Regions from separate parts of the Mus musculus genome. Here region 1 is linked to region 2. A link is a loop called in an ENCODE intact Hi-C map of the cell type or tissue named here. Cell type or tissue: heart. All regions are shown on one strand. Each heading gives the region's core, and the rest is flanking DNA. Links, peaks and the distances in the headings are about the cores only.

Region 1 (15,988 bases), core at 3,035-11,034, 62 kb before region 2:
ATTAACATCTAAATAACTGGAGGAAGGATTGAGTGACAGCAAGGAACAGGATCCTGAGAGAGAGAGAGAGATCTCAGAAACCCAGTGAGAGTAACAAACGCGCAGGCCGAGGTGGAGGATCAGCCTGAACCTTACTGATATTTGAGCGTCTCCTGGTATTTCTTCCAGTTAGCCACTTCAAGAGAGCAGCTGTCTATGGCTCGGACACAGGGGAGCTCCTTCGCTTCTGTCTCTCCATCCATAAACGGGCGCAGCCGCACAGCCACCCTTACTCGAGCTAGAGGCGGACGCCGGCCAAGCCCTCCTTTGCTTACACAGCGGCCAGGTCCTGCAATAGACCAGTTTTAGGTGTTAAAATTTGGAGAAGCACAGAGAAATGGGAATCTACTTTGCTAGAAGGTCCAGGGGTGCCTCTTACTTAGGGGGAAGCTCTTTTCATCATGGTTGTTGTGATGGTTGACCCAGGGAGTGGCATTATTAGGAAGTGTGACCTATTGGAGGAAGTGTGTCATTGTGGATGTGGGCTTTAAGACCCTCATCCTAGCTGCCTGGAAGCCAGTATTCTGCTTGCTGCCTTCAGATGGAGATGTAGAACTCTTAGCTCTTCCTGCACTATGCCTGCCTGGATGCTGCCATGTTCCTGCCTTGATGATAATGAACTGAACCTCTGAACCTGTAAGCCAGCCTCAATTAAATGTTGTCCTTACAAGAGTTACTTTGGTTATGGTGTCTGTTGTTATATATAAGGCAAGTTTTTTTTTTTTTTTTAAGATTTATTTCTTTTATTTTTTATTTTATTTAATTAATTAATTAATTAATTAATTAATTTTGAGACAGGGTTTCTCTGTATACCCCTGGCTGTCCTGGAATTATTTATTTATTTTGAGACAGGGTTTCTCTGTATACCCCTGGCTGTCCTGGAACTCACTTTGTAGACCAGGCTGGCCTCGAACCCAGAAATCCGCCTGCCTCTGCCTCCCAAAGTGCTGGGATTAAAGGCGTGCGCCACCACCGCCTGGCAGATTTATTTATGTATCTGAGTACACTGCTTCAGACACACCAGAAGAAGGTATCAGATCCCATTACAGATGGTTGTGAGTCACCATGTGGTTGCTGGGAATTGAACCCAGGACCTCTGGAAGAGCAGACTGTGTTCTTAACCACTGAGCCATCTCTCTAGCCCCATAAGGCAAGTCTTATAAGGACCACATTTAATTGGGGCTGGCTTACAGGTTCGGAGGTTCAGTCCATTATCATCAAGGCAGGAGCATGGCAGCATCCAGGCGGATGTGGGGCTGGAGGAGCTGAGAGTTGCACCTCTTATTCTGAAGGCAGCAAACAGAAGACCGGCTTCCAGGCAGCTAAGATGAGGGTCTCAAAGCCCACTCCCACAGTGACACACCTACTCCAACAAGGTCACGCCTCCAAATAGTGCCACTCCCTGGGCCAACCATATACAAACCATCACAGTTGTGCTGTGGGCGTCCCTCAAGTAAGCCAGTTCCTTCTCTGCTCTATAAGTAGGGTAGGTGGACACAAGACACAAAGCAGAATTCTCCAAGTGTGATATATACATAAATAACATGGAAGATTTTGTTTAAATCTATAAACAGCATAAGTCTCTGAATGAATCTGAGATTGTCTTTCTAACAAGGTTTCAGACAGTGCTGGGCCCCACTGTGAACTGCCAATCACAGGAATACCCTAAAGGACTAAGACCTCCTCTCCTCTCCTCTCCTCTCCTCTCCTCTCCTCTCCTCTCCTCTCCTCTCCTCTCCTCTCCTCTCCTCTCGTCTCCTCTCCTTCCCTCTCCCTCTCCCTCTCCCTCTCCTCTCCCCCCTCCTTCTCTCCTCCTTCTAAGACTTTACATCTGACACTGACAGAACCAAGCAAGGGCTGGAGAGATGGCTCAGTGATTAAAAGTACTGGTTGCAACCGGGCGTGGTAGCACATGCCTTTAATCCCAGCACTCGGGAGCCAGAGGCAGAGGCAGGCGGATTTCTGAGGCCAGCCTGGTTTACAAAGTGAGTTCCAGGACAGTCAGGACTACACAGAAAAACCCTGTCTCGAAAAACCAAAAAAAAAAAAAGAGTACTTGTTGCTTACACAGAGGACCCAGGTTAGGTTCATGGTAAACACCTGGGGGCCAGGCCAGGAGAAATGTCTTGAGTTTGAGGCCAATATCCTTTTCTGGTCGCTATGGGCACCCCCCCCCCATGTACACACATACACACACATCAATAAAAAGGGAAAAGTCCTGGGTTTTACTGAAATGACTTGTTGATCATTTAGTTAAATACAAAAGGCAAACAAGACAAAGATACAGACGTGTAACTCTTATCTGACACACTCGTCATTTCTTTCCAGTGATTTAGTCATTGGAAAAAAATCCTAAACTATTTTTTATTGTCAAAAAACACAAAAGTTTTTTTTTTAATCCTTATTTTTTATTTATGATATATGTCTGTTTGAATGAATGCCCCTCCTAGAGCGGTGCCCACCAAGGCCGGAATCGAGAGTCAGGTCCTCTGGAGCTAGAGGTATAGAAGATGTGAACAGTCCAATGCAGGTGCTCAGAACCAACTCAGGTCCTTTGGAAAGCAGCATGAGATCTTATAGATGAGCCCTCCCTCCAGCCCCAAGCCTCTATTTACAGGTTAAAAAAAAAAAAAAAAAGAATCTCTGGGGCTGGAGAGATGGCTCAGCAGTTAAGAGCATTGACTGCTCTTCCAGAGGTCCTGAGTTGAATTCCCAGCACCCACATGGTGGCTCACAACCATCTGTAATGGGATCTGATGTGTCTGAAGACAGCTACAGTGTACTCACATATATAAAATAAATAAGTCTTTTTTTGTTTGTTTGTTTTTGTTTTTGGAGACAGGGTTTCTCTGGGTAGCCTTGGCTCTCCTGGAACTCACTTTGTAGACCAGGCTGGCCTTGAACTCAGAAATCCACCTGCCTCTGCCTCCCAAGTGCTGGGACTAAAGGTGTGCGCCACCACGCCAGGCTCATAATAATTTATCTTATCTTGGAAAGTATCATAACAAAGTTCAGAGAGATTCAAGCCTGGATCATTTATTCTAAAATTGTTTCAGTTTGGTTGGTTTGTTTTGCGATCATAAGGGGCCTCTATAGTGCTAGACACTCAGTGCCTGAGTCTGAACCCTGACCTCCTTCCTGAAGGAATTCAAAACCCAGCACACTTGTGAGACAAGTTTCCCAGCCATCCATTTCCCTGGTTATCTTATTAGTTTTCCTGACTATTCCTCAGTTTAGCAATCTTAATTAAATGCTTTCCCTATGTCCCATCCTCTGTCAACTTTTGTATTACTAGCATTCTGAGTTGTATAGTTCTTTGTTTCGAGGCTGTCACACTGTAAACTGTTCAACCCCGGTAGCACTCTCCTTATTCACCTCCAAGTTGTAATGAGCAAACCGTCTCCAGACGCTTCCACATGTTCACTGGGGTACAAACGTCCCTAGGTGAGATAGCTCAGATTCACTTCACAGGCACAGTCACCTGCTCTCTTGGCACCAATTATCTTTTGTTCCTTTTAAAAATATTATCTTCACCCGGGTGGTGGTGGTGCACGCCTTTAATCCCAGCACTCGGGCGGGAGGCAGAGGCAGGAGGATTTCTGAGTTTGAGGCCAGTCTGGTCTACACAGTGAGTTCCAGGACAGCAGGGCTATACAGAGAAACCCTGTCTTGAAAAACCGGAAAAAAAAACACAAAAAAACAAACCATCTTCAAGTTGATGACTCCTCCTTAGCACTTCCTATTAAAGAGCTGTCTCTGGCTGGCAGAGCTTCCGCCCAAGCTACCATCTAGCTTCTCCTGGATGTTCTTAGGTACCTCAAATTCCACCTGTACTAAACTCTTCCCTTGCCCATCTCTGCAACTGTTTCCTCACTTTGCTAACACCCACAAATAGCTCAGACCCCCCACAAGAAGAATTTTTAACTGTTTTCTTTCTTCCCACAGTCATCAATACCTGTTAACTCTTTTTAATTTAAAATTTCTCTGATGTTATGTATGTCTGTGTGCTACTGTGCTGGCTAGTTTTATATCAATTTGATATAAACTGGAGTCACCTGAAAGGTAGCAATCTCAGTGGAGCAAAAGCCTCCATAAGAAAAAGCTGTAGAACATTTTCTTAACTAGTGACTGACTCGGGTGGTGTCAGTATCCTTGGGTTGGTAGTCCTGGGTCTTGTAGGAAAGCAGGCCATGGTGAACGGAGAGTGAGCGGATGAAGTAAACAGCATCCCTCCATGGCCCCTGCATCAGCTCCTGAGTATCAGTTGCAACCCTGCTTGCATTCCTGTCCTGACTTCCTTCAGTGATGGATTAAAATGTGGGAGTGTAAGCCACATAAACTTGCTTTTGGTCACTGTGTTTCATCACAGCAATGATAACCCTAAGAGAACCTCATACATTCCCGATGACCGTGGAAGCCAGAAGAGGGCATCAGATCTTCCAAAACTGGAGTTATAGATGGTTGTGAGCCACCATGTGGGTGCTGGGAACCCAACCAGGATTCTCTGGAAGAACATCCAATTTTCTTAGCAGCTGAGCCATCTTGCTAGCCTTGGCTCTACCTTTTTTTTTTTTTTTTTTTTTGGTTTTTCGAGACAGGGTTTCTCTGTATAGCTCTGGCTGTCCTGGAACTCACTTTGTAGACCAGGCTGGCCTCGAACTCAGAAATCTGCCTGCCTCTGCCTCCCAAGTGCTGGGATTAAAGGCATGCGCCACCAAACCCGGCTGGCTCTATCTTCTTAAATATGTTTTTGTTTTTTGAGAAAAGCTGGCCCTGAGCTCCCAATCCTCCTACCTTGGCCTTTTGCGTGTGAGGATCACACCAGTGGTAGGTTTTAATTCTTCTTCTGTTTGTGCACACCCACACCTATGTGCGAATGCACATGGGCATGGAGGCCAAAGATCAAACCCTAGTGTTCCTCAACATGGGATGAAACTCAGTCCTCAGGCTTCCGGGACAAGGACTTTACCGCTGAGCGGTGCTCCCAGCTTGCTCCTCTCTACTAGGAAGAGACAACCATTCACCACAATCTTCCTGGCCTCTTTTATTGCTAAGCAACGCTTGCTCTTTTTGATATTTTCAAGGTTGAGTAAAAGTCCACCCAACCTCTGAACCCACTTTAACTACCATTTTCACTATCTTTTTATGTACGTGTTTTGCCTGCCTGCATGGAGATCCAGGAGGCAATCAGTCTCTCGGTCTGAATCCTATCTGACTAATGGAATTCAAAATTCGGCACGAAAGTATGTGCACCATGTCCAAGCCTGGTGAACGGGACCGTTACTGGAATTACAGAGCACTAAACCCAGCTCCTCTCTCAGTCCTAACTATCATTTCTCTCTCTTCCCTTCTCTTATTTTGGTTTTTCCAGACAGGGTTTCTCTGTGTAGCCCTGGCTGTCCTGGAACCCACTCTGTAGACCAGGCTGGCCTTGAACTGAGATCCACCTGCCTCTGCCTCTTGAGTTCTGGGATTAAAGGTGTGCGCCACCACTCAGCTTCCAATTACCATTTCTTAATAAAGATTTCTCAAAATACCCAAAGGTTTGTTTCAGATTCTACACTACAAGTTTATGCTTTTCTACCAATGTATTTCCTCATACTACATTTGTTTATGGGACTATTTGAAAATGATTGTAATTTCTTGGAAAGGGCTAACAGTCTTTCAGCACTTTAACGTTTACTACATACCAAGCACCCTGGGTCTCAGAGTCTGTATTCGGACATAACTGTCAAGGGCAGAGGCATTACAGTGTAACTACCTGAGTGTGAATTTAGATTCCCAATATTTACTAGTTGTGCTATCTTGAAGAAGCTATCTACCCCATTTATGCCTGCTTCCTCTTGTCAAAACACAAGTACAGGGGGCTGGTGAGCCTTAGAAATTGAGTGCCTATTAGTTTTCTAGAGGTTCTGAGTTTGGTTCCCAGGGTCCACATCTGGTGGCTCACAGCTGCCAGTAACTCCAGCTTTAGAGGGTCCAACACTTCTGGCTTCTGCGGAGATCCACACATAGGTGGCACACATTGATAAAATTAAAGCTTTTTGTTAAAGACAGGGCATTAACAGTCATGACCTCAGAGCTCTGTACAACATTAAACGGTTCATCACAAAATGCTTGCAGCACTGCCTGGCTGAGGCGTTCTCCTAAAGGTCTGCCTCCCCCAAAGCCAAACAAACAGGCCAGATTTCGGCCTATAGAAAGAGGAAAGACACGCATACGCAAATCGTCTTAGGAAAGATTTGGAATCTCCTGGCAGCCAGCCTTTTCACCAGGAAAACAGCATCCGGTTCCAAGGCTGGAGGGAAAGGATTTTCCTTTGCCGTGTGATCTCACACAGCCTTCAGTCGGAGTGGGATCTCTGAACAGACAGACAGACAGACAGACAGATAAAGAGGCTCTTCGCTGCTCAGTCTTTACAGACGGGTGGCTGCCCGGCTTTACAGATGACACAAATTGAAGCGCACACATTAGCGCTCAGGCTCTAGACAGGAGCTGGAGCCTCGGCAGGGTCTCAACCCCCTCTACACCGCCGAAGGCAGCGAATAGAGGACAGGGTGCGGTGGCGCCCACCTCCACGCCCGCCAGCCAGCGTCCCCTCGCCCTTCCGCCCCGCGCCGGCTGGATTTTCCGGGACCACTGCTACTCTGTAAGTCTCACGCAGTGGTGCTCCCTCCTCCCGGCCCGCGTACCTGAGGTGGCCGACGCCATCTCCCGTCGCTGCGGACACGTCTTAGCCCTTAAGCTCATAGCCTTCCCTTCTTCGGCCCGCTTCTCTCTTTTGAATTACCGGGGCCCCGCCTCCCTCTCAGATTCGACCAATCGCAGCTACGTGCCGCCGGAAGTTTCGGTTCTAATTTACCGTAATTCCGCCGTCTCGGGCTCACTTCCGGTCTCGAAAGCAAAATATTCCCAGGGATAGGGCCCTGGAGTCTGTCACTAAATGGTCAGTAACTGAGGTCCCTGCACTTTCAGGCTTTTGAATTGCCAGGTTGGAATTGGCTAAATGCAGACTTTCGCCCGACTTTTCCTTCTCAGCTTTTCTTCTGAAAGCACTTGATTGATTCTATATTCAAAGTTCCCAGCTCTGAATACAATTTTTGCCTTTTGGAGCGGACAGAATCTCTTTGTAGCCCTGGCTGTCCTGGTGTGAGAAGGCAAAAAGTTCCTCTTTGAACTTGACTCCCCCACCACCACCCCTTTTTTTTTTCTTACTGTGGGAAAGTTCCCAGCCCTGTTTTAGAATCTTGGGACAAAATGCCCCCAGCTAATTGCATGCGTTTGGCTTCTGTTAAACTGCTTGCTTTCCTTTGCCCTGCAACTGCCAAACAGGATGTAGTTTTTGTGTGCTCTTTACCTTTAAAAGCTTCTGTAAAATGCAGTTGAGACTGCTTTGTGAGGAGTTTCTTTCCAGGAATTTTCTAGCGACTTAATACAGATTGTCAAACCAGACTTTGGTGGTCTTTGGGTCTCTAACTAGCAACATTGTAACTCACTATGTAGACCAGGCTGGGTTTAAACTAACAAAGACCTGCGCTCTTCTGCCCTGGAAGCTGCAACACTTTGCCATCTAACCATGAAGGACCACAGTGAGACAGATTATCTTTAGGTAGCCCTGGCTGTCCCAGAATGGTGTAGACTAAACTGGACTCAAACTCACAGAGACCTGTCTGTCTTTGCCTTCCTGGTGCTGGGACTAAAGACAGGAATCAAAGTTGTGTGTCACTACACCCAGCTAAATTCAAAGATATTGACTAGCACAATTTACAGGTCTAGAATGAGACGGCATTTCACACAATCAAGAACTGATTGGTCACAGTCTAGTGACTTAAGGTTAACTTCATTACCATGGAAATGGAAACTGGACTGTTTGACATTTTGGTTATTACTTCTAAATTCTTTTTTTTTTTTTTTCCTTTCTTTTTCTTCTTCGAGACAGGATTTCCTCTGTATAGCCCTGGCTGTCCTGAAACTCACTCTGTAGACCAGGCTGACCTTGAACTCAGAAATCTGCCTGCTTCTGCTTCCAAAATGCTGGGATTAAAGGTGTGCACCACCACTGCCCGTCTTACTTCTGAATTCTTAAAAGCAAACTTTCAGTTTGATATGTAAAAACTTTGCACCACTCTGAATGTTTTGTTGTTGCTGTTATTTATTTATTTAGAGATGGGGGTCTCTCTAAGTGGCCCTGGTTGTCCTCGAACTTACTATGTAGACTAGGCTAACCTTGAAATTTATTGAAGGCAAAGCACACAAAAATGTGTGTAGACTCATCAGATGGGGAGGGGGGCCCAGATTTGGTGTCCTCAAGAACTGACCTTTTGTCTGGCATTCTAGACTCAAACATACGCTCCAAATATTTTCTCATTTCCCAGTCAATCTGTATCAACTACAGCTTAGCTTCAGCTTTCTGAAATTCCCAGGCACTCTGTCTCAATTAATGATGTCCTGGTAGCTAAGCATTAAGCATTGGCAGTAAGCGCTCCATTCAATGTCCTTACCTGTTCTGTGCATCACTCCTCATTTCCATTGCTTCCTAAAGCTTCCTCTCTCCTCTGACTGCTGCCAGACAGCAAGTGCTGGCATCCCAAGGCCCACTCAGCCTTCTTTTTACTTTACATATACAGAGTTCCCCATCACTGGAACGCCATTATTTAGACACTAATAATTTGTTTATCTATCCTAGCTTTAGTCCTAAATCCAACCGTTTGTAACGACGCGCATGAACTTGGAGATTATGCTCAATGAAAAAAGCCAGGCTAAGGAAGGACAAAAAGCGTGTCACTTCATTTACATATGGAACAAGAATGTGGGGCTCCTGGGAGTGGAGAGCAGAAGGAAGGTTCTCAGAGGCTAAACAGGGGGGTGGCTGAGAAGGGAACAGACTGACAGGAGGGAAACGAGAGCCATGGGACATGGAACAGTTTGGGTAATTATAGTACCGCACACCCCCATAACTGCTAAAGGAGTAGTTGTGTGTGTGTTTGAGATACACCTTGTGTGTTGATGGATGGGATGGCACTTTCTGTGTAGACCAGGCCGACATCAAAACTGAGGTGACCCACCCCTCCGAGTGCTTGGGTTATAGTTATGGACCACCAGGCTCAGCCTTTTGTTGCTGTTGTTTTGTCTTCAAGACAGAGTTTCTTGGGGCTGGAGAGATGGTTCGGTGGTTAAGAGCACTTGACTGCTCTTCCAGAGGTCCTGAGTTCAATTCCCAGCAACCACATGGTGGCTCACAACCATCTGTAATGAGATGCAGTGCTCTCTTCTGGTGTGTGCCTGACGACAGCGACAGTGTACTCATATACATAAAATAAATAAATAAATCTTAAAAAAAAAAAAAAGACAGAGTTTCTCTGTGTAAACTTGGCTGTCCTGGAACTCTATAGACCAGGCTGGCCTCAAAGAGATCTTCCTGCTCTGCTGGGATTTAAGACAAACGCCATCACCCAGCATTTTTTTTCCAGGGGGGAGGGGCAGGTTCATGTAATGAGAATTCTGAAATTTTGGTTCCTTACAAAACACAAAAATATTATAAGAATGTGTTTTCATTTTAATCCCAGGTGTAGAATATGGGCTTCCTCTTTCCCCTCTAACCTTGTTTCTCTCCTATCTAGTGTTAGGAAACAGTGTGTGTGTGTGTGTGTGTGTGTGTGTGTGTAAAGAAAAACCCACAAAATAGCAAATTCCAGCTACATGCTTTCACTCAATATTCTAGGCTAGATTGGATCTTACTGTGTGTCAGACTGGCCTCACATTCTAAGCAATTCCCTGGCCTTTAGCCTTCTAATGCTATTATCAAAGGTATGAGCCATTGTCCATCGAGAAAGCATAAATCTTAACTGTTTTCACTGCACAAAACAGTGCATAAGCATAGATCTGCTATTTAATCATTCCACACTGAAGCATATATCAAAGCATTGTGGAGGATGCTACTGGCTAGGTGGCTCACTCAGGCTCAAGTTTAGCCAGTGTTCTAATACAGCATGGGAACACTTGCTAAGGGATGGTGCTGCTCACAGTGGGCCAGGAACTTCCTTCACCAATTAACAATCCAGGGACTTCCCTATCTGCGGACATACAATGGGTTTATTTAATGTAGGTATTTTCTCAATGGAGGTTTTCCTATCAGATGACTCTAGGCTATGTCAAATTGGCAAAGCTAAACAGGACACCTATATTTCCCTTACTTTTAGTATTTAAATCCTTGACAAGAGATTTGGCTTTATTTCAGAATTAGCACTTTAAGAAATATTGACAAGGGGTTGAAGAAATGACTCAGTGGTTAGGAGCACTGACTGCTCTTCCAGAGGTCCTGAGTTCAATTCCCAGCAACCACATGGTGGCTCAAAACCATCTATAATGGGATCCGGTGCCCTCTCTGGCATGCAGGTGTACATGCAGATAGAACTTTAAATCAATCAATCAATCAATCTTTTAAAAAAGTTCTGACAATGGGATGTGAAAACAATCTGCCCGTGTCATCACTCTATTGATCAGCCAGTGTCCCTCTCCTCTGTCACTGAATGCTTGATTGAAGAGAATGACCTTTCGTGAACAGATGAGAGCCATTCTCCAGCCAAGGGTTTAGAAAATAACTGTGCTCTCCTGCTGGAATTCCAAACAATCTCTCAAGAAATATTGATAGTAACAGGACACCATCAAAATATATCCATGGCAGCTTCGTAATTTGTATGTCTCATGAAAATTCAGTGAATACAGTTCTCAAGCTAACATGATGAACCACCTCCAACCTCTATTACCAATATTAAATAATTCTTCAAATTTATAATGTAGCAGCAAAATACATGAAAACACCCCCTGTACCATGTAGGAAGGATGCTGAAGAAGGCATCATGGGAAAACGCAGCTGTGCCTTTACATAAGTGTGTTTTCTCGAGGGAGTCTGACTCTCCAGTCTACAGCACCACACAGTTTCTACGTCAAAAGAATAAGAGTGTTCCACTGCACATAGCTGTGCACTTGAACAGTGACGATGGAGATGAGAATAGTGTTTCCTTTAGTGCTGGCAATAAGCCCTTACTACAGTGTAAGTTCCAAAATAAGAGGCTTGGTGAGCATTGGTGCACTGAACTGAAACACTAAGCTTAATATTTATAAGTCAATAATTCCATCTGGTCTTGCTGTTTTTACTATACAGTTGCCTAAACCCTTAAATTGTTCAGCAGAACTTTTCCAGTGTCAACACCTAACAGAATTCAAGCAGAACCCAGTGAATTGTCCACATCTAAGCTTATTGCCCAGCAGCCCCACCAGAGCTGAGCCACTGTCTTAGTCATTGTTCTGTTGCTGTGAAGAGACCCCATGACCAAGGCAACCATAATGAGAGAAAATATTTCATTGGGGGCTGGCTTACAGTTTCAGAGGTTTAGTCCATTAAACCATGGCAGGAAGCATGACAACATGCAAGCAGACTCTAGGAACTACATTCTGATCTATAGACAGAGGGAAGAGGGATGAAATAGGCTTTTGAAACTTCAAAACCCACCCTCAGTGACACACATCTTCTACACTTGATCTTAGCCAAAAGGCCGAGAAGCGATGACACACATCTTCTAACAAAAGGCCATACAAATTAATCCTTCTAATCCTTTCAAATAGTGCCACACCCTCATGACTAAGTATTCACATATATGAGCCTGTGGTTCCTATTCTCATTCAAACCACCACAGCCAGGTGCATTAAAAACAAAACAAGACTGCTGAACTGTCTCTTTAACTCTATATAGAAATAGTTGTACTTGTCCTTAAAAACAAAATTTCAAGCTTGTGTTAGAAAATATCAACATTTGCCAAATTGCCACTCCAACAAATGAAAGATACTCTGTTCGCAGAGAAATCTGCATGCAATGGTCCGCCATGCCTTTGTAGCACACCTTGGGGCCAATCAGCTCCAACAGTGTGGTGCCTGCACTTCTGCCACCGCAGGGTCACTCTCCACACCAGCACCACTGCCACCTTGGGCATGTCAGCCTCAACTCTGCTAGCCAGTAGGTCTTTTCTGAAGTGTGCGACATCAAACAGTCCATTTACCGTCTTCACAGGCGACCTTTTCTTAGTTTTAAACTGTATGATGGAGAAGATGTTGAAAAGCCCAGCCCAAAATTAAGAATAAAGTGATGAGGATCTAGACCTGGTTCTATGTAGTGCCAGGGAGTAAACCCAGAGCTGCGTGCCCCCAAATTATGTCACTCTGGCTGTCTTAGAATTCACTATGTAGATCAGACTAGCCTCAAACTCGAAGAGGTTTGCCCAACTCTGCCTCCCCAGTCCTGGGGTTAAAGATGTACTCCACCATGTCAAGTGTTATTTATTTTATTTAATGTGTGTGAGTGTTTTGCCTGTTTGTCTATATGGACACTACATTTGAGTGTAGCGAATTGAATCCAGGTCCTCTGCAAGAGCAACCTGCTGAATCATCTCTCCAGTGCCCAAACCTTTTTTTTTTTAAGTAAATGAAAAATTTCTTCAAATACATGTTTTTTGCAAAAGTCTAACCTGTGAGGCTAGAGAGATGGTTCAGGGGGTAAGAACACTGGATGTAAAAGCAACAGGATTGGAGTCAAATCTCTAGCACCCCATAAGAGCCAGGCATGGCCATTCAAATGTCCAACTACAGCATTGGGGAGCAGAGACAGGGAGATTCTGGGAGGTCTCTGGGCAGCCAGCCTCATAAAACAATGGGCTTCAGACCCTGCCTCAAAACTATTAAGGTGGAGACTGATAGGGGACGTAGTGATGGTGTGGTCTGTCCATGTACACATGTGCACAGCTGTGTGTACCTGCCTACACACACACACACACACACACACACAGAGAGAGAGAGAGAGAGAGAGAGAGAGAGAAAGGAAAAAATAAATGAATGAAAGAAAGGGCTGGAGAGATGGCTCAGCAGGTAAGAGCACTGACTGTTCTTCTGAAGGTCCTGAGTTCAAATCTCAGCAACCACATGGTGGCCCACAACCATCCATAATGAGATCTGATGCCCTCTTCTGGTGTGTCTGAAGACAACTACAGTGTACTTACATAATATAAACAAATATTAAAAAAAAAGAAAAAAAAAGAAAAGAAAAAATTTCAAAAAGGTGGAGAGCAACAGACGATGCCTGACCTCAACATTTGGCCTCCACGCAGGTGAGCACACACTCATGACACACACACACATGCATCACATGTACACATATGCAGGTGAGCACACACTCGTCACATATACATGCATCACATGTACACATATGCATATGCCACAGACTAGACTCCTACCCAAACCGCATCTTTTAAAGGAGTGAATTTTTATGTGATTTACATATAAATAAATTAAATCAATGGCATAGTCTCCTGCATGCAACTGTTTAAAAGAAGGGACATTTGGGGACATGGCTCAGTTGATAAAGTGTTCACCTACCATCACACAACGGGGTATGGTGGCACACTTCTGTAACCCCAGACTTCAGTAACTCCCTACTGCTACCCACTAAAACTGTTTATGTTTTAGGACTTGAAACTGGGATCCTAATAATATTTATTTATTTGTTTGTTTGTTTGGTTTTGGGTTTTTGAGACAGGGTTTCTCTGTTTAGCCCTGGCTCTCCTGGAACTTGCTCTGTAGACCAGGCTGGCCTCGAACTCAGAAATCCACCTGCCTCTGCCCCCCAAGCGCTGGGATTAAAGACGTGCGCCACCACTGCCTGGCCTAATAATTATTTTAAAGTGGCTTATATCTTTGTTGATTCTCTATAGTGACCCTTAATCTCACCAACCCCGTATATTCATGACTACCCACAATGAAGACCTCTCCTCTGTAAACTTGCCTATCTATTTATTCATGCATCCGGTATCTGGGACAGGGTCTCACTGTATTCAAGACTAGCCTGGAATTCACTATGCTCCCATGATGGCCTTAAACCTGTGACAATCTTTCTTCCGCCTTTAGCCTCTTACTTAGGGTCTCACTATGTAGCCCTAGCTAGCCTTGAACTTACTATATAGACCAGATTAGCCTAGTCTCTCAATTATAGTGCACCACTATGGCTCACTTAGAATTTCCTCTTTTGTTTTTGATTTTTTTTTTTTGAGATAGTTTTAGCAAGTTGGTGCAACTGAGCCTTACCCTAGCCTCTGAATTATTAGGAAAAATTCTCAGGGGTTATCTTTGGAAAGAGCCAGTGTAGGCAGAATATTGTCTCTTTTTGATAATGTATAAAGAAAAGCCCCACCAGGCAATGATAATCCCAGCGCTCAGGAGGCAGAGCCAGGTAGATCTCCAGTCGTGGTGGCACACCCCTCTAACCCCAGCACTCTGGAAGCAGAGGCAGAAATAAAGTCAATTTCTGTGAGTTCGAGGCCAGCCTGGTATACATAGTGAGTTTCAAAACAGCCAGGGCTATGTAGAGAGACTCTGTCTCAAAAACATTATTTTCATTTTTTTTAAAGCCAGAAATACGATTCACACATTTCTACTAGAATTAGGATGTGGAAAAACACTGTCTTTAACCATATCCTTTTATTAAGCTATTTGCATACTTTCATGGGGCTTGGTGATAAGGGAGTTCTCACCACCACCACCCCCATACACACACAGCACCCCTGACAGAAAGGAAGGTGGGTTTCATTCAGCAAGTGTTGCAGTGGCTAGGGTAGGTATCCCAGTGCAGGCTAATAGAATCTATGGCAGAGCCAGATCGCCCACTAATGAAACGGAGGACAGTGTTGGGATGCAAGGGAACAGCGTTGAAACTTGTGCCTGAGGCTTTTCCAAAAGGCAGGTAGCGGCCCTTGTCCGTCACGAAGATCATCTGCTTCACGTATGATTTGTACTTGCCAGACACCTGGATCACAGATTCCCCGGGGTGCAGAAAGATCTCCTCCAGGTCTCCCTGTGTGCCACCTACATAGTCACTCCACACTGTGCCATAGCGCACCTGGAGACTGGAGGCAGGGGTGAGAAGAGAAGAAGGAACACATTGGACATGATTATCAAAATTCAAGACCAGGCTGCCGAGATGCCTCAGCTGGTAGAAACGCTTGCTGCGAAACCTGACAACCTTAGTTCAACCCCTAGGACCCACATGTGGAGGGAGAGAACCCCATTCCCACATGGCTTCCACACGCACAATGAGGCGTTTGAACACCCACACACATTGTGCACACCAGCATAACAAATGAAAAAAGATTTCTGACCTGGAGAGATGGCTCAGAGGATAAGAGCAGTGACTGCTCTTCCAGAGATCCTGCGTTCAAATCCCAGCAACCACATGGTTGCTCACAACCATCCATAATGGGATCTGATGCCCTCTGCTGGTGTGTCTGAAGAGAGCAACAGTATACTCGCATACATAAAAATAAACAAATAAATCTTAAAAAAATAAAATAAAATCAAGACTTCTTCGACTACATGCTGAGAACTTCAGGCTGGTGACAAATTCCATATGTTATAAAGGCTGCGTGAGCCCTAGGAGACCATGCAGAGAATCTTAGCCTCTCTTTTTAATGGCAAATAGGCTTGTGGAACGAAAGTTAGTTTCTCAGGGTCACTTAGACAACAAGAGTCTGAGTTTGCTCACAATACACACTTCAAAGAGGCCCGAGGATTTCAAACACCAGAAGACTGCCCAGGCCAGACAGGGAAGAGACAAGCCAACAACTGGCTCATGGTTCAGAACATGGAACAGAAAGAAATACATTTGGCTCTTCATGTGATGGAAGTTTCCAGCTGGAGGGTGGGATAGAACTATTCCAGGACAGACAACAAGCAGGGACAAAGGATGCTCAACAGAAATGTTGGAAATAGGTTTAAACCAAAGGTGAAATCCAACCCAGGTAATGTAAGGCTCCTGGGTGTTTGTGATTACAACGTGCCAAGGTGTGCACAGGTGCGACCCAAGGTCAGCGAGAACTTTCCAACTTAGCAAGGTCCTAGACAGATCCCA
Region 2 (15,988 bases), core at 4,897-12,896:
TGTTTTTAGTACTTCCCAAGTGACTTAGTTATGGCTTCTATTGCTATGATGAAACACCGTGACCAAAAGCAACTTTGGAAGGAACTGGTGTATTTCAGCTTACAACCCGCAGTCCACCCTCCACGGAAGTCAGGCCAGGAACTCACAGGCAGCAGACACAGTGCCCGGATCCATGAACGGAGCAGAGGCCATGGAGGCATGCTGCTTACTGCCTTGCTCCTCACCGTTTGCTTAGCTTGGTTTCCTACAGCACCCGGAACCACCAGCCAGTAATACCACCACATACAAGGACCTTGACCCTACCACATCAACTGCCAGGAGAAAATTTGGATCTTAAATATCTGGAAAAGACCAATTCTTACAGGCTTGGTCCTCAGGGTTGCTCTGTTGGGAGGTGAGGAAACCTTTAAAGGCAGGGCTTGTGGGAGTTCACTGGGGGTGTATACCTCAGGAGCTGTTAGTATCCTGGCCCATTCGGTCTCTATGGCTCCCACCTATGAGTGCTTTTGCTCTGTGTGCATTTCTACAGTATGTACGGCTGCCTAAATGCAGGCAAAAGCAACTCCTATTTTCTCTCAGTGGAAATATTCCCTCCTGGAAACTCAAGTTTCCCATCTGGAACACTCCCCATCCCCCCACCCGCTGCTTCCCCATCCCCCGACTCCCTACCTCCCACCCCTGCGAGACTGTATAAATGTGTAATGAGAAATGTCAGAAAGAAGAGAGTTCCTTGGCGCTTCCAGCCAGTTATTCCCCATGCTGAGGTGGGTCTTCATTGACTGCAGCTGGTTTTGATTCATCCATGAGTATAAACTCATTGGTTCACCACGCTGGATTTGGGTGGGTAAGTTGTTTATTTGGTCTGTGTTCTGTTTACTATCTGTGGTGAATAGGCATTTGTCTTTGCGTCGTCAGGAAAAGCTCATGATTCAGACCCACTGATGAATGGATTGAAACCAGCAGACCTGAGGCCAGGTGTGCGCCGGTGTCTGCAGGTCCAGAGAGCCAGGCTCATCATCAGGCTGGGCTGAGGCGCTAGCATGAGCCTTTGGGCTGAAGTCTACTTTGAGCGGCACAATAATGATATTCCTTTTCAAAAGAGAAAAAAAAACTGAACTGAAAGAATTTTTGTTTTGGGAGGACAGAGGAGTCTTGTTAGAGATTTCTCTGTTCCACCACAGTGAATGCAAATTTACCAAGTAAAAGCCAGAGACAATTCTCAGGAGTCGGGGAGGTTCCATGGGAGGAATACCAGTTTGGTGGGGTTCTTGTTTGGATTTGTTTTAATTTCTTTTTTAGATTTATCTATTTTATTTTGTGTGTGGGAGTTTTGACTGTATTTACATATGTGTGCCACATGTATGTTTACAGATGGTTGTGAGCTACCATGTGGATACTGAGAACTAAACCTGATTTCTCTGCAAGAACAGAACACACTCTTACCTCCTGAGGTGTCTCTCTAGCCCTTGTTTGGTTTTTAAGACAAAGTCATGTTATGTAGCCCGGGCTGGTCTGTCTAACTACCAGTCCCCCTGCCTGATTTTCCCAAATATTGGAATGTCAGACACACACGTAATATGTGGAGGTCAGTCGTTTCCGCCAACTATTTTCCTAGAACACGGTCTGTCTGATTCAGCACACACACACACACACACACACACACACACACACACACCATGCATGTGAACGTCAGAGGACAGCTTACAGGAGTTGGTTACTTTCTGCCGTGTAAGTTCTTGGAATTGGACTCAGGTTATCAGGGCTGGCAACAGGTGCCTTTTTCCACTGATCCATCTCATTGGCCCTCTCCACTTCATTTTTTTTTTAAGTTTTATTTTATGTATACACCTGTTCTACCAGCACACATGTTTGTGTACACCTGTGTGCAGTGCCCACAGAAGCCAGAAGAGGGCGTCAGATTCCCCTAGGACTCGAGTTAGAGGTGCAGTGATCCACTACTGGGTGGGTGCTAGAAATGGAACCTGGGTGCTCCGAAAGAGCACCCTGCAGCTCAGTCACTGGACTGCCATCACTCCAGGCAAACCTTTGGTATTTGAACATGTTGAGTTCACAGCCTTCCTGCCGTCTCACCCACTGAACAATCTCCCCATCTGGGCATTAGTTGTATTTTCAGTCTTGAACCTTCTTCCCTCAGCTTCTGTAACCCTATGGTACCCCCCCCCCATCCTGTCTTCTTTTTTAGGGATCAGACCTGACTAACCCTTCTCTGTCTCCACACGCTCTTCCCAGTCAGTTTTACCCAGAGCTTCAACTTCAGCTGCCTTTGCCTGAATGATCCCAGAGTTTCTACCTCCAGCTGCAGCAGATATGGTCCCCATATATCTATTCTCTTATTCAGCAGGAACACCAGTATGGTTTGTAACTGGCTTCATGGCCACCCAAAAGAAGGCCCCACTCCCCAGAATCCCTGGTAGCTAAGCATGGCTATGTAACTGGGCTAGAATTCAGACATGGTATGGAACATCACTGCTGCGGGCAATGATATCTTAGGGACAGCTGAACAGTTAGAGCGGAGGAACTGGACGGTCTATGAAAGACCACACCAGCCCAGAATTGCCTACCTAGTGCTAGTGCATGTTAAAGCCCAACGTTTTATTTTATATATATCACTACCACTGTGGATGTTTGTAACCTGAAGTCAAACCTATGCCTTAACTAAATGCTTCGTGTTCCTTCAGTCATCCTTTCCCTTCCATGAGGGACCATACACTCAGGTCTCTCAAACTCAAGAGCTCCCTTGATAGACCTAGCCACTCCCTCACAATTATCTCCTCCACACACTCAGGGAAGCTTTCCTCTCGCCCCACCCCCAACCATCCCAAACGATCCATATTCTGCCCACTTCTGTCCCTACCCTCCTCCTGAGTTCTGGCTGTATGGCACCCACACTTCCTGAGGTCATTCACAATTCACTGGACGGTACCTAGTTACCTTCCTGTCTCCTTTTTTCCACATTGTATCTTGTGTTGGTCTGATCAGTGTGGCAAAATACCAGGTAAAAACTACTTAAAGGATGGAGGGTTTATTTCAGCTCCCAGCTTGAGGGTGTGGAAAGTGTGGCATTGAACACAAGTAGCTGCTCACATTTAACCCAAAGTCAGTGTGGCATTTGAATGAGAGCCACCATAGGCACATCTATTTGAATGTCTGGTTCTCAGTGGGTGGACTGTTTGGGAAGGATTAGGAGGTGTGACCTTGGAGGAGGTGTAGCCTTGGAGGAGGTGTGTCACTGGGGCTGGGTGATAAGATTTCAAAAGCCCAGGCCATTCAGGAATTTCGAAATCTCTGCCTTGTGTCTGTGGATCAAATATAAACTCTCAGCCTCAGGCCAGGCATGGTGGCGCACGCCTTTAATCCCAGTACTCAGGAGGCAGAAGCAGGCAGATTTCTGAGTTTGAGGCCAGCCCGGTCTACAAAGTGAGTTCCAGGACAGCCAGAGCTACACAGAGAAACCCTGCCTTGAAAAAAAAAACAAGAAACAAAAAACAACAACAAAAAAATAGCTCTCAGCCTCTTTTCCAGCACCATACCTACCTGCCTACCTCCATGCTCCCTGCCACGGTGGCCATGGACTTACCTCTGAAACTATAAGAAAGCCCCCAACTAAATGCTTTCTTTCCCGAGTTGCCTTGCTCATGATGTCTCTCCCACAGCAATAGAACAGTGACTAAGACAGCCAGGAAGCAGAGATCAGTGGAAGTTGGTTTTCAGTTCACTTGTTCCTTTTTGTTGAGCCCAAGTGCTACCCATAGCTAGGGTGACTCTTCCTACCTCACTTAACCCAGTTAGAACGCCAATATCGACATGCCCAGATGTTTATCTTCATGATGGTTCTAGATCCTGTCAAGTGATCAGTGCTAACCACCACGTATCTAAACTGAGCCTGCTGAAATGCTCACCCCTAAACCTCAGTAAACACTCCCCCCCTCTGTCTTTTTAACTATGCCCCTGTTTGTGTGAATCAGTGCATATAAGTGTGTAGATGCAAATGCGTGTGTGTAGATGTGTATAGGTTGGAGGTGGATGGCATGTCTCTTTTAACCACTCTCTACTTCATTTTTTGAGGCAGGGTCTCTCACTGAACTTGGGTTCTCCAATTGGCTGGCTGGCTGGCCAGTGAGCTTCTGAGACCCACCTGTCTCCCCCTCTCCAATGCTAGGGTTAAAGGACGTACGCCCGCATACCTGACTTTTAGGCGAATGTTAGGGATCTGAACTCAGGTCCCCACGTGTGTACAGAAGTACATTACTGAATGTCTCCCAACCTTTCTCCTGCTCCTCAAGATGTGTCCCAGTCTGGCCTCTAACTCTTGACCCTCCTGTCCTACCTCCATCTCCTGAGTGCTGGAATTATAGGCATGTGCCAGCTCATCTCTCTGACTTTTCTAGGAGAAGACAAAAATAGATTTTTAGGTAAAATAAGATAAAACAATAATTTCTTAAATGTTTATAAATCTTTACCTCTAAGATCTAAATGGAATAAATCTTGGCCATATGGATCATGTCCATCACCAGTCAAAGCTGAACAATTTGTCTGGAAAGACTTCAGAGTGGATGGATGGTCAGAGCCCCTTGTCTTGGCGTTTAGTGGTCACAGTCGGGGCAGCCGCTCTCAGATCACTATCCTCCACTTTTGCACTAGAGACATGTTGAGACAGATAATTGTTCCTTGTGACAAGCTTTCTTGGTATTTCAAAGCATCTCTACCAGCTAGGAGCCAATAGCATCCTCTTAGCTGTGACAGTGTGACACTGCCAAATGTCCTCCTGGCAGGGGAGGGAGCAGGAGCCACTGATCGAAATGGGGCATCTTAACCAAATGACACAACTTCCTGAACGTCAGGCAACCTACTCAAATGCCAAGAAAGACATCTAGAACCAAAAAAGGTTCTAGAAATTATAATGACTGCAAAAAATTTAATGGTAAAATTGGCATTGGGAGACTGAGTTCAAGAAGAAATATTTTCAACACGTTTTATGATATAAAGCAAAATGGTTTTTAATAGGAGGAAATAGTTGGGCATGGTGACACACACACGAGAGGCAGAGGCCAGCAGATTTTTGGGTGTTCAAGGGCAGCCTGGTCTGCATATCTGCCTAGTGAGCTCCAGGACAGCCAGAGTTACATAGTTTCCCTATGTACCTCTGTCTGTCCTGGAACTCACTCTGTAGACCAGGCTGGCCTCAACCTCAGAGATCCACCTGCCTCTGCCTCCTGAGTGCTGAGCCACCACTGTCAGCTTGGAGAAAAGCTTTTGAGGCAGGAAAGACAGTGTGTCTGTGGCGTTCACCTGGAGAGCACTCTGGAATCATCTGCAATTTCACTCCTGGAATCTGGGACTCCAGTTTCGGGGCAGAATGGAGCATCAGTAGTTGGGTTTCTGCAGCCACCACCGCGAAGCCACAAAAACTCAGGAAGCAACAGACCACAGGCAACGAATGAGGAGAGCAACAAGATTCCAGAGAGAAAGCAAGCAGGTTTGTGAGGAGCTGCCTAGAGGACCCTGAGCAGGAGAGAGAGAGCTGAGAGAGGAGAGACTGAGGCAGAGGCTTGGAGATGGTTCCAGAGGAAAGAGCTGAGAAGCCTGGAACCCCAGTTGTTAGAGGATTTCTCTCAACTGCTCGGCAAGGAATCAAGTGTGTGTGTGTGTGTGTGTGTGTGTACATGAAAGCAAGCTACTCAAGGCCAGGGAAAGAGCCACCTGCAGGATTAACCAAGCCAGTGCCAGGACTGACACAAAGCCAGGGCAGCTCCTGCCAGATTAGAACACTCAGAGGTCATGAAAGGAGGTAAACTACTCAGGAAGACCTTGCTTGTCCCAGTAACAGGCATGACTAACTGGAGACAGGATGTCCACTCCTTATCATAAAGATATCATTATCATAAGAATCCTGTGTAGGTCTGGTGTTTATCTGACAAGCAATATAAGATTAGCAGGCATAAGGAGGCAGAATGAAGAGACAATATAGAGTTGGGAGAAAATATTTGCAAGCAGCATTTGATAAGGGGTCAATATTTGCAAAGCATCAAGCACCTAGGCAGAGAGGCTGCAGCCACGACCTCATTTCTAGAGACTGATTTCCAGCAGAAACAACCTGGCTCACAGAGGCAGAAGGGAGGAGAGAGGACATCTCAGCTTCTCAGCTTGGGGTTAGGGAGAGATGGGAGCTGTGGCTAAAGGGTGAAAAATTGGAGTCAGACAGAAGAAATCAGTAACCATGTAAATCGATGTGTGCAGAGCTTAATTCAATCATCAGCATTGTATACAATGAAGCAAAAACAGAAAGATGAAAATTACAGGGACTAGGAGGGAATAGAGGCCCTGAGTCTGGGGTAAAACTAGCCACAGCGGTGACATCTGTCTTCCTACAGAGGTTTCCAGTGAGGTTGCTAAAAGCAACAAGCCAGCCGGGTGGCACAGTGGTGGTGGGGCATGCCTTTAATTCCTGCACTCGAGAGGCAGAACCAAGCAAGTCACTCTGAGTCTGAGGCAGGCTTGCTCTACGTAGTGGGTTTCGGGTCAGCCAGGGCTATACAGTGAGACTTTGTCTCAAAATAACACAGAACAAACAAACAAAAAACCAAGCTAGAGACATAAAATCATTCCACTGCTAAGGGCACCGCCACCAAGCCTGATAATCTGCATTTAACCCTGGAACACATATGGTGGGAAGTTGTGATTCTTTTTTGAAATGACAACCTTTGAATAATTATAACTTGGAAAAAAAAATCACAAAACCCTATCTGTAAAGACACCAAAGTGAAAAGCTCTCTGGGTCTCAAGACTTAAGTGTATAGTGTTCTCCTTTAAATCTCTCAGTCTCTTTGTCTCTGAGTTGTTGTCTCTCTGTTCTCTCCCTCTTCCTCTCAAAGCTCAGATTTAAACACAGAATGCATAATATTTCTTATCTTTTTTTTTGAGACAAGGTCTTACTATGTAGTCCCGGCTTGCCTCACACTAACAGATTCCCCCTGCCTCTGTCTCCTGAGTGCAGGGGCTAAAGATATGCACCATCAAACTTTCCCTTACCCTTATCTTAATAAATCTGATAACATAACTTCATTCTGGCTTGCCATGAAATCCATTTCCGTGTTATAGTCAAGGATCCAGCTTGAGGGGCTGGAGCAATGGCTCCCAAGTTAGGAGCATTGGGTGCTCTTCCAGAGGACCTGGGTTCAGTTCCCAGCACCCACATGGTTCCTTACCACAGTCTGTAGTTTCAGCTCCAGGGCATCTGACCTCTGACCTCCACAGGCACCAGGCATGCAAGGTTTATATACATACCCACAAAGCAAAACACTGGGGTTTTTGCTGTTGTTGTTGATTGCTTTGTTTTTAATTATTATATTCTATGTGTACGGATGTTTTGTCTGCCCATATGTATGTTCACCATGTGTATACACATCTGTATGTCCACTGTGTGTGTGTATGTACGTATGTATGTACATCGTATGTGTGTATGTCCCTCGGGATGTACTCTGCCACTGAGCTACATTCCAGCTCTTGTTTTCTTAGGACTGGCTCTTTCTATAATCCAGGCCAGCATTGATCCTTTGGCCTCAGCCTCTTGAAACTCTACCATGCTGGGTCTGGGGCTGCTCTGTAGGACTCCTGAATCTTTTAACTGAAGCACTAGAGAAAGAGGCTGCCCAGGGCCCACCACACTAGAGCTACATCAGGATGATCCCCTCACCCGATGGTTCCTTTAAGGGCTCTGCCAGTTTCCACCGACTGGAACATGTTAAAGACTGCCCTCACCATCAGAAGAAGCCTGCTATGCGCAGGGGTGGGTGCAAATTTACCAATGATCCAGTGATGAGATTTTTCTGTAGTTCAGAATCTGGCCTCACAGAACTGAGTTACCCAAGGCTTCAGAGCTGAAATATTGGGAGCTGTCTACAATGATCGATCACTCGGGACACCACAGGAACAAAGCCAGGGGATGCAGCAGCAGTTGGAGATGTTTACCTCCTTCCAGAGCAAGTGATAAATAATGTGTGTCTGCTCCATCAACACAACAGAGAGATCTTTTTTTAAACGCAAGATGGTTTCCAGAAATGTTCTGGCTTGCTAAGAGGTCCTGATGGCTTTAAATGCCTCCTCCCTTCCGTGGCCTTGGCACGGGACTCCTGGGCATGGAAGCAATCTCTCTCAGCTTCAGTTTGAGCTCTTGCTGTCCTTGAAGGAACACCTCCCTGCTCTGGCCTAACTTAGCTTCTGTTGGTGACTAGGTTGAACGGTGGGACAGGGTTCACTAGATGGCAGTGTAGGTAGGTGAGTAGGAGAGCAGATGGGCCTGTGTGTGAATGAGGTTGCCACCCAAGCTGGGCTTAGCACAGCACTAGGTTACCTTCGACATTGGGGTGAATATCTGATGACAAGACTGGGCTGGCAAGTCGGTGGAAGGATTCCCCTAGCTTTCTACTCCTTCCTGAGTGAAGTCTCTTTGTTTTGTTCTTACTTTTTTGAGACAAGGTCTATGCAGCCCGTTTTGGCCTCCAAAATGTGATTCTCCTGCCTCAGTTTCTCAGGTACTAGGATTATAGACTTGAGGCACTAGGCCCAGCCCTGGCTTTCTTCTCCTCTGAAAGAGGGTTCCAGTCTGCAGTCCAGGCTTAACTATATAGACCTGACTGGCCTCGAACTGGCAATCCTCCGGCTCTGCCTGGTGAGTGCTGTGAACACAAACAAACAGCTCCAGCAGCTCTAGCCCTGTCTTCCGGAACAGCTGCTGCACTTTGTATTCCTGGCCACCTGGCCTATTGTCTTTTTGAATCCCCAAGAGGGTGGAAATCAAGCCATGGGGTTACATTGCCCTCTGGTGGTCATAAGGCCATTTTTATGAATTTTCCTGAACTGCTTTTCCATTGTTCTTCTGGACTCCGCCCCAACCCCGGACCCAGACACATCGCCATAAGGACAAGTCTCCCTGTCTGTTTTGAGTAGTGCCAGACATCCACGGAAGGAGTGAAGAACGCCTCCGAATGCTGCCCCACCACCGTGTTGATATGTAACCTCCAGCGATGCTCTTGGCTCCGTAAGCCAGTTTCCTTGTGGGTAACACGGAGATGTTGATACCTCGCCCCTCCCCCATCATTAACTGAGGGATGGGACCCTTCTCATCCTCCAGGTGCACTGATGATGTCACAGAGGATGGCAGTAGTCACCTTCACTCATCCAGTCAATTCGGCCAGTTGTCAAATGGGTTTCGCACTGGGCATGGGGCAGCCTTGAGAAGTGCTCTAACCGTAGCCCCAGGCTGAACAGGAAACCCACCACCCAGTGAAAGGGGACACTCCTCTTCTGCCATGTCTTCTCTCTGCCCCCTGAGACCTCCAAAAGAGTCTAGCCTCTACTCTAGCAGTTCTCAGCCTGTGGGTTATGACACCTTTGGGGTTTGAATAACCCACAAGGACCCCTTTCACAGGGGTCCCACATCAGATATCCTGCATAGATTCCTAACGATAATAAAATTACAGTTATGAAGTAGCGACAAGAATAATTTTATATTGGGGATCACCACAACACAGGGAACTGCATTAAAGGGTCACAGCAGTTGGAAGGTTGAGGACCACTGCTCTACCCACACTGGTGCCTGCTTCACTGGCAAGACCCTCATCCAAGCCTCCCCAGGCAGCATCCCTTCACCTCCCTGCAGCCACCCGGCTTTTCTCCGCCTGCATCCTTCTTCAGGGGACCGAATCTGCGTTGGCTTATTTTCTAGCTTGAATCCGATTGTTCTTGGGACCCAGTCCAAATCCTCTGACCTACCATTTTGTGGTCTGGAGCCAGCCTATCCCCTAGTCATCTTGTTTTCCAGGGCCCAGCGTCAACCAATTCAGCACACAATGCAAGCCATTACCTTCCTCTGGGCCTCTGCCCATGCAGTTGCCTCTGCCTGGAAACCCGGCACCTCCCTCTCTGCTATGAGGAGAGCAAGTGCTACTTTGGCTTGCCTGGAGTCTTACTTGCTTTCCTCCAGTAATAGAATCCCTTCCCAGTTCACAGAGTTCAGAGAATCCTGGAAGGGTCTATCCATTTCTGAGTTCAAAATTGACCTTAAAATTCAGCCTGACAGAGTCCTTAAGAAATAATTGCAACACTCGCCAGGCATAGTGGCTTCTGCTGGTTTCCCAGCACTTGGGATGTGAAGGTTTAGGGACTAGTAGCTCAAAGACAGCCTTGGCTACACAGTGAGGTCCAGGCCAGCAGAGACTATGTGAGCTAATGAGACCTTACATCTAAAAGCAGTAACAGCAATCCTGTGGAAGAGACATGTGTGGGATTCATGCTCCCCCTCAGTGCAGTCCACTCCCCTCTGTCTGCTCCGGACTCACCCCCTAATTTTAGATTCCAGCACATGAGTTTGGGTCTCCTAAAGCTTAATTCTCACTGCTGCCCCTGATACCACCCGAAATCCCAGATTTAGGACTTTCTGGTTACCAGAGCTCCCGTGCCTCCCCTCACCCCTCCTCCTCCGGGCTCACATTTCCTGCACTGGTACCCAGCAGTGCCCAGTTCTGCAGGGACTCCGTTTTCCTTCTTCAAAAGTAAGGAGTTGGGGCTTTTAAAGACCAAAGGTCTCTGGAGTTAGTCCACTTTGCTAAGAGCATCCATGCTGCCCCTGCAGGAAGAATGGGGACCAGGAATGGGTGAGAGACAATGGGTACTATCCCATGTGACACATTCAGGCTGTGTCCATGAGAATGGCCCCCTTGGTTCAGAATATTGGCCGGCTCTGTCCAGGATCTCTGCCAAGTACATCTTCACTTCCTGATGCACCACCCTCCAAGGGCAGGGCCATGAATAAAGCAGGCCTCAGTCTATTGGGCTCTGGACTGTGCAGTGGGCTTAGTGTTTGCCTTCACACCTCCCCACTAAGCGACACCAGGTAGGACATAGGGTCTTTGTGGCCAAGAGCTGAATGTATCCTCTCCTTGTGGCCAAGGGGGAGAAGTGGGCTCTGAGAGGCAGAGGGAGCTCCTGGGACCGCCAGCACCTAGGACCTGTCATGGACATGTTCCTCCTGGATCTGCCCTAGGATCTAGGCTTAGACGAGGTCAGGGTAGCTCCTCAGACATCAGTCAGGGAAATGTCCCAGCCGGATGGCAAATCTGATACCACACCCCTTCAAATATAAGATCCTTCCTGGTATAAAGAGGTGCCATGCAGGGCAGTGGTGGCGCACGCCTTTAATCCCAGCACTTGGGAGGCAGAGGCAGGCAGATTTCTGAGTTCGAGGCCAGCCTGGTCTACAGAGTGAGTTCCAGGACAACCAGGGCTATACAGACAAACCCTGTCTCGAAAAACAACAACAACAACAACAAAGAAGTGCCACGCATTTCTAATGTCTTATTACTACTCATGGCTTCTAGTGTACATGTGTGGAAAGAGTTGTTGTAAGCCAGGTGCAGAGAGCACAGTGCAAGCAGCCGAGTCAGGAGCACACCTAAGGCCAGAAGTTCACGGCCAGCCTAGGCTACATGGTGAGGCAGAGCAGGAATGGGGGAGACAGGAAAGAAGGGAGAAGGGAGAGAAGAGAGAGGGCTGAGGTCAGCAGCGCTAGGACACTTGTCCATGGCCCTGGCTCCATCCTTAACACCACAGAGACAGAAAAGAGCACTTGGGGCTGTGCTAGCAGCTTGTTTCTTGCCATGTGTCCCTAGCCACACAGATAGGCCATGTGATGTCAGCTGCCAGTTGCCAGAGTCTTACTTTGAAACACCATCTGCTAAAGGGGCCACCTCTCCAGAAGGTTAGTGTTCGATAACAAATATATGTCTTAGGTTAGATGAGCGGTGTTAATTTCTAGCCTTTACCAACCACTCATTGTGTAGTAGTTATTATCATCAACAGCCCAGTAAGGCTGTTGATTTTATTTATTAGACCTATTTCACAGATGAGAAAACCGAGGCAAGCAAAATCAAAGTCAGCCCTGGCAAGTCACACAAGCTGGAGATGGCAGAGCTAGTGGGAAGCCTAGGTAAAAAGCCTAGATATGTCCTATTGGCCTCTGAATCTAAAGACATGTGACCCAAGGTGCCCAACAAGCCGCAGTAGTCCATTCTGGTGGCATCTTCTTCGGCTTTAGAACCGGCGAGCGTGAGGCACTGGGGTATCTCCTTCAGCAAACAGTTTGAGGGAAAAATCCAGGGCTGGAGCAGCCTGGGTCAGCATTCCCAACGAGATGACGTCAATGTGTGTCCCACAGAACTGGGTGAGGTTGTCCAGTGTGACGCCCCCACTGGCTTCCACCGACACGCTGGGGAATCTGGCTTTAAGTGTAGCTGCTGTGGGGTGCAGCTCCTGTAAGAGAGAAGCCAGGGGGAGATGAGAAACCCCCACCCCCATCCCAACATTGCCCATTGGCCCTGCCCAGAAGTTGGATCCCATCTCACCTCAGGCTTAAAGTTGTCCAGCATTACCAGGTCAGCCCCAGCCTCTGCTGCCCGAAAGGCCTCCTCCAGGCTGCTACATTCCACCTCTACCTTCAGGGAAAACCCGGCTGCCTGCCGAGCCTTCAGCACTGCCTGCCAGGCCAATAGAGAGAGGATAAGGTTGAGTAGCCTGGCCCTGGATCCTGGGGGGCCCAGAGAGCTGTGCTTTGAATCGCACATAAAAAGGAAGACAGCCTCCTCCATCTACAGACAGAAAGACTTGGAGGCATCCCTGCCGCTGGGACCACTTGTCACCAGGCAGGTCTCTGGTGGAGGGACTGAAATGCCTGTCAGTGGAGGACCACAGTGAGAACAGAGGCTCAGTGGGGCACTTACCCTTTCCATGCTGCCGGCCGCCACTACATGGTTGTCTTTCACCATCACCATCCCTCCCAGGTCGTAGCGGTGGCATGCTGCCCCGCCTACTTGGAGCCCATACTTCTCCACCAGTCGGAACCCAGGTGTCGTCTTCCTCGTGCCCGCCACGTGTCCAGTCCAGCCGGTGCTCCTGGCCACCTCCACAGCTGTCGCTGCCGCGCTGGCAATCCCACTGCAGCGGGCCAGGGTGTTAAGAGCCACCCGTTCCCCCAAGAGCAGGTGGTGGGCAGGTCCCTTGACCTCTGCCACCTTGACCACAGGTACCAGCTTCGATCCCTCCGGGAGGAACCAGGACACTTGGCAGTTGAGTTGAGTGAAGATGGCGTCAAAGAAGGGTCGCCCTGCCAGAACCCCAGGAGATTTGGCCCACAGCACAGCCTGCGAGGGTGCCGACCCGGTAACCAAGGATGCAAAATTGAGGCCCGGGCAGTCCTCTTGCAGCCAGCTGTTCGCCAGGGCTGCCAAGGTTGTAGGGGGTAACAGGAGCTGCAGGCCTGGGGAGGAAGCAGAGAGACCTCTGTCGGGTTTGCACTTCCTCCCTTGTAGCCAGAAGCTGCACCGTGGTTTTTAACAGCATGGTCAGTAGGACACTAGCCAGTCAGGGTGGAGATAGGACTCCCAGGGGCCAGGCTGGGGCAGAGTCTGGGGTCTCCAAGCTGACCAGGTTGTCAGAGTAAATAAAAGTACTCTGCAACTAGCTAAAGTTAAACTTGGAATAGGTATCAAAGAGTTTTATAAGGAAGCTGGGCTTGGTGGTGCCTGCCAAGAGTCTCCACACTCTGGGGGCTGAAGAGGAGGAACTCAGCAGACCAGGTCTCAGAATAGCAAAAACAACAATAACAACAACAACAATAATAAATTAAAAATGTAGAAGCGGGTGCTTGCTCCTTCGTATTATCACAATGCCCCCTTTTGTAATTTTTTTTTTTTACATTGTGTGTGTGTGGGGGTGTTTATGTGGTATGTGCATGCAGATGTCACTGGTCTTGAGTGGCAGTCAAAAGACAATTTGCAAGAGTTGGTTTTCTAAAGCGGGTAGGTCCTGGGACGCTAACTCAGTTTGCCAAGCTTAGCAGCGGGCTTCTCTACCCACTGCGTCATCTCCCGTCACTCACCTTGGTTTTAGCTTTAATTGACTTACAGTTAAAGAAACAAGGAGAGGTGACCCCTCTTAACACATCTGAGTCCAGCAGTATTAACACTCACACAACCCATTCCTCCCGCAGAATTGAAGTTCTGTACCCTGGACAGCACCCTCCTCCTCTTCTTCCTCTTCCCGCCAACCTCCTTTCTGCTTTGTTATAAAATCTGATTACATAGTTGCTCAGATCATTTTTCTGTATAGTATGTGCCAGGTGACACATTTAACAACTTTTATGTAAACACTTAGCACCTTGTATTTTATGCATTCAACCTACTGTTGGGTCCAAAGCTACTTACTAACAAGATATTTAATATGTTGTTGTTCTTTGGAGACATGGCTTGCTTACGTAGCCAGGATAGCCTGGAGTCCCAGCTATCCAACCTCCTGTGTGCTGAGGGTCACACGCATACACCACCAAGGCCCTCGATATTTAACAGCATGGGCAACCGACTTGTGCACGCCTGCAGGGTGCCCTGCCTCCTTTCCATCTGTGTTACCCAGAAGGCTTAGCAATTGTATCTTTCCTCCTAGCCGTCTCCAGGACACCAAGTGCTTTACTCAGGGTGGCGATCTAGTCCAGGTCCTTGAGCTTCTAGAAAACACTCGACCACCGAGCCTCACTCACAGCGAACACCAAGTATTATATAAAGCTGTAAGTCCAGGTGTTTACAGCAACAGAGAGAGAACCAGAGAAAAGACAAACAGGTTGAGGGTGCCGGCAACGAGGTGGCCCCAGGTTCAGAACAAGAAGCCTTAGTGCAGCTGCAAACTAGGCTCGGGTATGTCCTGTTCCAGAGACGGTAGTGAGGGGGTGAAGGGTGGCTCCATGGCTTCTCTTAATGGTTTGCCCTTCACCTCAATGTGTGGCATCAACTGAAGGGCCTTTCAGCCTCCAGGGCTGCAGAGACAGAACCCAGACACGGTGCAACATTGCCACCTGTTGGTCTGTACAAGAGCCGCAGCCTTCACGCAATCTGTCTGGTTCCCTCTACCCCCACCCCCCTTTCACCCAAGCTGTCCTGGAATTTACAATGGAACCCAAGCTGGCCTTGAACTTCAGGCACTCCTGCCTCGGTTTCCCAAATGCTTTTGGATTTCCATGTTGGTCTCTGAATTGCAGTTTTCATGAGAATCCTGTTGGGTTGGTTTAGCCAGAAGGCCTCCTTATCCCCAGGACTTCCTGTCAGTAATTCTGCACCATTGACCCCTTCTGTGCTCTTGGGCTGTAAACTCCTGCTAGTCTACACTGTACTTCAAGTTCGATTTTGAGTTCTTGCCTTAGGGTGAGAGTTCTATCCACTTCTGCTTTGTTTGATTGTTTGTTTGTTTCTCCAAGAGAGGGTTTCTATGTATAGCCATAGCTGTCCTATAACTCCCTCTGTAGATCAGGTTGGCCTCGAACTCAAGAGACCCATCTGCCTCGGCCTCCTGAGTGCCGGGATTAAATTCGTGCACGATCACCTCCCAGCCACTTCAGCTGTGTTTGACAGCTCTGTCACTGTGAAAACTGCAGTGCGCACCCATTGCACCTGCTGCATTCTCTGCTTCACCCCACTTCCCATTCAACTCCTGACTGAGCAGCTGCCATGGAGCTGGGGGTGGGTCTCCTTGTCTCTCTCAGACCTCAGCATGAGCTGGTTCGCATAGTGCCTGGGCCTCACAGTCTCTCGCCTTGCTCCTGCCAGCCCTGTCCTCTCAGATCTTTCTACAGACCCCTGCTAGGTGAGAAGTCCCAGTGATGTGCACCACACTGTCCAGTCTTCTGTTGCAGTCCAGTCACTTGCCCAGCAGGGGGCGCAGGTCTGCAATCCCAGCACATGGGAGGGTGAGGTAAGAAGATTTCAACAAGGCGGAGGACAGCCTGGGCTACGTATACATTCCAAAGCATTGTGGGTGACTGTGTAAAATTTTGTCTCAAAAACAAACAAATATAAAATAAAGCAATCAAATGCTCATCGTGGTGGCATGCACCTTTGATCCTAGCACTGGGGGGGGGAAGGGGGGAATG

Evidence for each region. Peaks named below come from ENCODE experiments on the same cell type or tissue, not always from the same donor. Only the 100,000 strongest peaks of a DNase experiment are listed, where the experiment ranks them.
Region 1: it touches region 2 in a loop (2.2-fold over the local background); 8 of 42 quality-filtered maps call a loop at or near these places.

The regions. Positions count from the first base shown.
Region 1 is chr7:127,035,613-127,051,600 of GRCm38, forward strand. It overlaps Kif22 (kinesin family member 22), which reads right to left and starts at 6,808. Exons shown (of 14, transcript NM_145588.1): 1 at 6,732-6,808; 2 at 136-328. The coding sequence starts at 6,789. It overlaps Zg16 (zymogen granule protein 16), which reads right to left. Exons shown (of 4, transcript NM_026918.3): 4 at 14,544-14,987. The coding sequence ends at 14,672. In heart, for the core only: no CTCF peak of the experiment used is centred there; a DNase peak (open chromatin) is centred at 6,869; H3K4me3 peaks cover 1,975 bases; H3K27ac peaks cover 2,024 bases.
Region 2 is chr7:127,095,915-127,111,902 of GRCm38, forward strand. It overlaps Qprt (quinolinate phosphoribosyltransferase), which reads right to left. Exons shown (of 4, transcript NM_133686.1): 2 at 12,795-13,330; 3 at 12,420-12,551; 4 at 11,856-12,327. The coding sequence ends at 12,109. Among named protein-coding and RNA genes, the nearest start is that of AI467606, 12 kb to the left of the region's middle. In heart, for the core only: a CTCF peak has its summit at 8,835 (motif pointing left); a DNase peak (open chromatin) is centred at 8,877; H3K4me3 peaks cover 734 bases; H3K27ac peaks cover 1,292 bases; H3K27me3 peaks cover 528 bases.